3 separate regions of the Homo sapiens genome follow, and regions 2 and 3 are each linked to region 1. Evidence: read pairs that join two places in POLR2A ChIA-PET (ENCODE). Cell type or tissue: PC-9. All regions are shown on one strand.

Region 1 (2,500 bases):
GACTTGAAGAATGGGTAGGATTTATCAGTTGAACTAGAAGGAAAGGTATTCCAGGCAAATACATGCAAGCAGAAACATGAAGGGGTGAAAGAGCATGGGATTTAGATCCATACAATGATATGTTTCTGATAGTGGGCATGTAGCTGGTCAGTTCATGGTTTATTAACCCTTTTTTTTGAGTCATGGAACTCTGGGAGGGTCGAATAAAAGCAAAAATTTCTCTCCTCAGAAGAGTGTGTACAGACACACAAACACAACTTTCTGGGCATTTTCACTGAGTTCATGAACCCTCTGTCTTGATAGACAGAGAGGGTTAAATGTCCTTGATTGAATTATTTTATATATGTAACATATATATATGTGTAAAAAAAATTAAGAGGATTAATGACGATGTGTCACCAGCTTCATCTTCTCCAACTATTAGTGTTACCTTAATTCAAAGATTAACTCATTGAAGGCCCATAATAAGCTTAACCATTAAGTGTTTATAAGCAGTTAATCTTTTGTCTCCAAAATTTACCAGAGATCATGGGTTAATTTCCTCTACCACAATTACTTTTTTCTACCCCTTTTGGTTAGAATGGTTAGAATTTCAAGAATATACATTTAGAATGTTAATTGAAACAATCAAGCATGGGGATAGGCCTGAGTTTCAGACTTTTTTTTTTTTTAACACTGAAATCTAAAGCAAACTGGGGAGTGGTGTGGCTTTTCTGTGCTGTACTGTTGTCTGGGCTTAGTCTACCTTTGCAGGTAATTAATTCCCCAGCCTGCTTATTTTTTCTAGTTGGCTCTTGTTTAGCTTCCACAGAGCCCCACCCCAAAATGCTTTATTGTCCCTCTGCTATTTCTACATATGGTCAAAATCATCTCACCTTCCGGGTTGCTGACATCGGCAAATTCAGTTTGGCAAACTGGGCTCTGCTCCCAGTAACCCTTTGTTCAAGAAGTGTTATTACAAAGGATCCGAAGCTAACAAGCCTGTCCAATCTCTTCCACTCCTAGATATACTCCTAAGGAGAAACTCTTTGTGTATTTGGATTTACAGCCACAGGCAGGATATTAGCACTCCCAGACCTACTGGGTACTAGAACACTGCTAATGAGCAAACAGCCCTGACTCAATTAGTGGTTTGTGAAATATTCCTGGATATCAAATTGCTTTTGCTGCCTGATAATCACACTGGCTCTTGGTATGAAAAGCAACCAAGCAAAAAATTGTTCCCTTGTTAAGCACTGCCTTGTTGATCTCCTAAGTTATATCTGTAGGTAGAATTCAAGTTTCCCATTTCCCCAGAGCTGAGGTTTGATTTACGCATGTAATCATTGAGTTAGTACTAGTTCATGTTTTCTCTTGTGAATCTTTTCCATAGTATTAGATTACTATCTTTTGAGACTTATTCTATATTTAAACAAGGTTGATTATTTTAGAAACAAATTAAGAAATAAGCTACAGACAGACCCAAAATGCTAAACTGTTAGTTTCCATAGGCATAGGGGTTTATTTGGGGGTGAGGTAGTAGAGAGAGAGATAGAGATGGAGAAAGAGGGAAAGAATTAATGAAATTGGGAGACTGTTTCATTCAGATCACAACTTCTAGTTTGACTCTTCCTAAATTCTTTGCTTCTTAATTTTCAAATCACTTCAGATTGCAGCAATGTTAACCTCAGCAACTAAAAATAAAAACTTCAGTATATAACTTGGGAAGAAAAAAGTAGTAAAGGGAAGCAATTCAAGATCTGTTATTGGTATTTGAATACATTTATTGTGACAAGAATGCTGTTATAAATATTCATAAGCAAAGGCCATCTTTTTATCTAGGAATTGTCAAAGAGAAGATTCCAAATTGGAAGGATACATCTTTTGTAAAATCTGCCACCAATTCCTGCTTTGAGAATAAGCACCTATTGTAAAATTTCTACTAACATTATAAATGGTCACAGCACATGCCACTTGATACAATCCAAACTTTGAAATGTTTGACTTCTCAGTGGGCTGTCCCTCTCCACTGCAACCCCCCTTCCTCCAGCCTCCTGAAACATCGCACTATCCTTTGGTAAGCAATTCCATATAGATAGCTGGGGGAGGAGGAGTATAACCTGACCATAGCATCAGGTACATCAGGTACATTTATTTCTAAAGTCTAATAGAGAACAGTTTTTACTGCTTAATAGTAAGAAGCACTGAGAGTGATTTTAATCGACATTCTTAACTCTTTCAACTCCACCTAGATAGCTAGTATCTACAGATGATGCAGAAAAGAGGTTAGGGGAGTACTTTCCAATAGTTTATTGTATTTTCTTAAATATCCTTTCTGGAATTTTCAGAAACAAAACATAAAAAAATTATATACTTTATTACAAATGGTAAACTCAGAGTGCTCCAAATCTCTTATTTACAAACAACACTGGGCAGGATACCCAAACAAACAAACAAGAAATAACTTACAAAGGCATGAAGCTGTTTATTGACAGTAATCAGCTTTCATCAAATTAAAAAA
Region 2 (2,500 bases), 770 kb after region 1:
AACACAAATGCGAGAACTCAGGATGTTTTTCTTCTATATAACCTTGTAAGCTTTCAAAACTGCCACAGCGTGATAAATTATAGGAAAATGTACTCTTAATCATAACATTTGCAAAGTCTCTTTTTTATTTTACATAAATATAGTAGGGACTCAATGCTTGGGTGGAAGTATTGTTGGTTGGATGAATGGGAGAGATGAAGGGAGACAGCATATTAAATAAGAGAGCTGTTCATGAAGTTTTAAATGTTCCTTTTTTAACATTCTTTTTAAACATTGCTTGATATGAACTATGTGTGTTACATGGAGGGTTGGGAGACATTTAATTCATTGAGTTAGCCTGTTTTTCTGCTATTTGTTTTTTAGTTCAACAAACATTTATTGAGCAACTGCCATCAGTTGGGCATTGTGCAAGTTTCAGGGAAAACACAGTTGATGATGTCACTGTTTTTTTATGCCTGTTTCTTCATCTGCTAATTTTTCTCCTTAAACATTTTGAGGATTGCAGAATAAACTGACACTGGTATGGTCATATGAAGGGCCCCAGCGGTACCGAGGGCTGCACTTGTGTCAAATTGTTTCCTGATGTACACATGCAGCCTGTGAGTTCTCTGTGGATGGCAAAATATGTTTCTCCGGAAAGAAGAAAGCTCCTCCCACCTTTTCTTGCTTTTCCCTGCTTATCTCTGAACCTCTTTTCTCGGGGATAGCCCATCAAAGCACTGTGTGGCCAAAGGAAAAATAAGATGTCAGCTCTCCGACTCATGTGGTCTTGCAGTGAACATCAGCTATGCATGGCTGCTGAATTGGGGTGGACATTAGGCAGAGTGTAGAGAACCTCTTGAGGGGAAATGAGGCCAGTCCTGCCCAATATATATAATTTTAGGTAAGGAGATACCTCAGCTTGTATTTTAGGAGAAGCACTGTGTATATACTGAGAATGGCTGAGGAAGGACCTCCATTTGTAATTCATTTCTCTCATTGTGGGGATGAGAGAACCAGTTCAAACTTTTAGGCCATTTGTGGCAGAATTGGGGCTGAAACTCTTGTTTTTCTAACTCTTAGCCCATGGCTCTCACTGAGTTTCATGGTGAACTAGCACTTCCAAGTATGTTTTCATTATGTAAGACAATTATAACATCATAAAGTGAGGAGTATAGAAAGAACATAAGCTTTGGAGTCAGACAGAACAAGGTCAAATCCTGGCACTGCTTCTTAAATCCATGTGGCCTTGGGCAAGTTACCTGAACACTCTGCTCTGTTCTTCTACTTCTGCATCTATTAAGAGGAAGAAAGAATGTTTACCTTTTATGGATGTTGCAAAGATTAAATGAGAGAACATTCAAGGAGCTCAGCACAGTACCCAGCCTATCTTTGATGTTGATATGTTTACTAGAAAGGAAGAATCCAGTTGTCTCTTGAGAGGGGGTTCAGATGATGATGATGGTGATGATGGTGGTGGTGGAGAGAGTGATGGTAGTGATGATGGTGACAGAGCTACCATTAAACATCTCTTTTTAAGCATTTCTGCAATATCACAACAACCATGTGATGTTGTGATTTTCCTCATTTTATAGCAGATCCTTCTGTCTCCAAATTCCATCCTTTTCTCATAATAGCACACTAGTTCTCAGGTTCTAAGTCTAGATATAGCAGCAGTGAATCTGCCAACCCAAGAAGAAACAAATAAATATTTCCTACACATTTCTTTTTCCTTCATTTTAATTCCCTTTTCGTATTGACTGACCCTGTAACATTAACTTTGCCTGTACTTTATGTTTATGCAACCAGTAAATGTGGGTGATTCTCAGGAATTCCTTGAACCTATTTATGATACTGTGGAGCAGCGTGGCCAACTCCTTTTCTGTCAAGGATCTCAGAATCAATATATTTAAGATCCCAAGATTTTGAGATGTACAGATAAGTGAACATTGGTTGCCTGGCTATTGGATTTTTATCTTAGAGAAAAACCTGTGAGTCTTGGTGGGGAAGAACCAGCACTTTGGAATCAGATTACCTGAATGTGAATCACAGCCCAGTTCCTTGTGAGCTGCATGACCCTGGTGAAGTTACTACTCATTTCTAAGCTTCGATTTTCTTATCCATAAAATGAGGATAATACTAATACCAATGACATTAGTTTGTTGTAAGAATAAAATGAGACATGTATAGAAAGAGCATGTAAAAAGAGCTCAGTTAAAATGAGCTCATATCTTGGGTTATTCCTGTACAAAAGCCTTTGTGCCCTGAATGGAGAATCGTGTCACTCAGGATTCACTCAGCAAAACACAAACCACTCTAATTGTTTAAAAAACCAGTAACTTAATACCCAAAAATGGCGATCCTGATGATGGAGGAGCTGAGAAGGGCTACATTCCCTGTGAAGCAAATCAGAGATCAGTGAAATGGAAGCAGCTACCATCCCCAGGCTGGAGGGACTAAGGAGGGAGGAGGGAGGTGGTGTTCTCATAGTCTGAGGGCAGGGGACACCAGCCGATGCTGG
Region 3 (2,500 bases), 290 kb after region 1:
ATTATTACCATTATAGTTGAGGAAGCTGAAACAATGAGAATAAGCAAAGCAACTTTCCCAGGGTTATCTGGGTCATGTAAGTGGTAGGGCTGGGTTTCACACCCAGGCAATCTGTAGCCTATGCTCTTCAGCACTTCTATATATGTTTTCCATGCTTACCTGTGACTACAGTTTCCCTGTTTTGTCCCCTAAGACAACCACTACCAGCTCCAGATAGAAGACTTGAAAATGCACCAAAGAATCTGGACAGTCTGTAGGTGACGTTGTATATGACTAGTTACTATGAATAAAAAAGCAACAAGACTTCATCAACGCTTATTCTTTTCTTTTCTTTTCTTTTTTTTTTTTTGAGACTGAGTTTCGCTCTTGTCACCCCAGCTGGAGTACAATGGTGCGATTACAGCTCACTGCAACCTCCACCTCCCGGGTTCAAGCGATTCCCCTGCCTCAGCCTCCGGAAGTACCTGGGATTACAGGTGCCCGCCACCACGCCCAGCTAATTTTTTGTATTTTTAGTTGAGATAGGGTTTCACTATGTTGGCCAGGCTGGTCTTGAACTCCTGATCTCAGGTGATCCACCCGCCTTGGCCTCCCAAAATGCTGGGATTACAGGCGTGAGCCACCACGCCCAGCCCATCAATGCTTATTCTTTGCCCATTACTATACAAGGCCTATAAGATGTGGTCCCTGCCCTTGAAGAACTTAAATATTCCCTAAAAGTAATATGAGGTACACAACCATTAATCTGGGGGCTAGATAAAAACCTACAAATTCCTTAACAAATAATTAAGGAGTAATGACTCTACACCAGACCCATGGTTTTATGAGACAAAAAAACTGACAGGATTTCTGCCTTCCTAAGGCTCAAAGTGCAATGGCTGAGATAGATATTTAGTAGTTACAAATAAAACACACAAGTGCATTAAATTGTATGTAAATATTTACAGTGTGCAGTAAGAAAAATGGCAGGGGAGTGTTTGCTTAGACTTTTAGATGATGCAATAAAATAGATAAAAATAGATATTTCAAAGCTCAAAAGTTAGAGAAGGGAAAACCCTACATTGCATCAATAAAGGTCCAGCCAAGAGGCAGAAATATCAGAGAATGGAAAAGGTATGTTTAGTCTCAGCTTTGAAAAATGAAGAGGAATTAGACTGAGAATTGGGGAAGAAGATTTTGTACCAAGGGAGCAGCAAGTCTAGAGTCCCTCAGGTGGCACAGAGCTCTGTGAATTTAAAGAACTCCATGAGGGCTGCTGTAGCCAGGATATAGCGATTGAGGGAAAGAGTGGTTTAGGCAAGGCTGGAGACATTGGAAACCAAACAAGGTCTTGCAAACCGATCAAGGAGTTTAAGTAGCTGCAAGTGCAGTAGGAATCCATTGTAGGTTTAGAAAGAGAAATGATTTACGATTAAGACAATCACTCTGGTTGCAGTAGGCATGGTTTATAGATTTAAGACTGAAATAAGGAAAACCAATTAAAAGCTTTTGCAGTACTCCAGGTCTTTGGATGCTAAATTTCAGATACTTTTCACAAACCACAACGTGTACTTCGAGATGCTGCAGCTAGAACACTGCAAACCACATTTCAGCTTGACTAGCTAGTTACCTGCTGAGCTCAGCCCATGGGGGCCACAGCAGGAGGCTGCACACCCGGAGGAGAGAAAGAAGCGATTGTTCCTTTCTGTTTGCTTCCTCCTTTCTGTTTACTTCCCGTTCCTATGTTCATAAGCAATGTCTCTTCACCATGGCAGCAGCAGTTGTTTCAGGAGCAATGGTTAAATCCAATTTGCAGTTTTTCTAACACTCACAGAAACAGCCTCATTGTGCCCCCTCAGTGACACTAACCAATCTGAGCCCCCTCCTCAGAGATCTGGGTCCCAGACCAATGAGACTTGTCCTTCAAACTCAGAAACACTATCATCAGCCGGGCAGTGTCCCTTCTCAGAATCTGAGTTTCATCTCTGCAGGGCCTTCTCTCCCATATTTCTAAGTTTTAATAATGCCAACCTCTTTCTTTGGTTGTCCCAGTCCCAGAGGCAGCCGCTTCCTGTAATTGTTGGCTCCATGATACCTTAGCATTCTCTTTTTGCCATTTTGGTTGTTGAGTTCCCAGGCAGCAATTCTCTATATTATATTCTCCATGTTAAAATAACTGGTATGGTTTCTCTCTCGGCTGGACCTTTACTGATGTAATGTAGGATTTTCCCTTCTCTAACTTTTGAGTTTTGAAATATCTATTTTTATTGTATCATCTAAACGTCTAACCAAATAAAAGGGCAGACCCAGCCATGGAATAAGTATAAGCTTTGTAATCAGAAAAACAGCAGAGCTACTTACTGGAAGTATGACTGTGGGTCTGACCCTTAACCTTTATAAGTCTTAGTTTCTGCATCTATAGAATAGGTGCAGTAAACCTCTACTTCAAATGGTCATTGTGATGGACTGGCACAGGCCAGGCACATATTAGGTAAACAATTTGTGGCAGCTATTATTATTA

The links. ChIA-PET counts read pairs that join two places held together with the same protein. Peaks named below come from ENCODE experiments on the same cell type or tissue, not always from the same donor. Only the 100,000 strongest peaks of a DNase experiment are listed, where the experiment ranks them.
Region 2: POLR2A ChIA-PET joins it to region 1 with 14 read pairs; 3 of 35 experiments call an interaction of 5 or more read pairs at or near these places.
Region 3: POLR2A ChIA-PET joins it to region 1 with 10 read pairs; 16 of 35 experiments call an interaction of 5 or more read pairs at or near these places.

What each region holds. Positions count from the first base shown.
Region 1 is chr1:58,779,046-58,781,545 of GRCh38, forward strand. JUN (Jun proto-oncogene, AP-1 transcription factor subunit) reads right to left here. Exons shown (of 1, transcript NM_002228.4): 1 at 1,746-2,500. Among named protein-coding and RNA genes, the nearest start is that of JUN, 3.8 kb to the right of the region's middle. In PC-9, no CTCF peak of the experiment used is centred here; a DNase peak (open chromatin) is centred at 1,016; H3K4me3 peaks cover 2,073 bases; H3K27ac peaks cover 2,411 bases.
Region 2 is chr1:59,549,655-59,552,154 of GRCh38, forward strand. The region is part of intron 7 of FGGY (FGGY carbohydrate kinase domain containing); the gene reads left to right. Among named protein-coding and RNA genes, the nearest start is that of MIR4711, 180 kb to the right of the region's middle. In PC-9, no CTCF peak of the experiment used is centred here; no DNase peak of the experiment used is centred here.
Region 3 is chr1:59,069,827-59,072,326 of GRCh38, forward strand. The region is part of intron 2 of LINC01358 (long intergenic non-protein coding RNA 1358); the gene reads left to right. Among named protein-coding and RNA genes, the nearest start is that of LINC01358, 51 kb to the left of the region's middle. In PC-9, no CTCF peak of the experiment used is centred here; no DNase peak of the experiment used is centred here.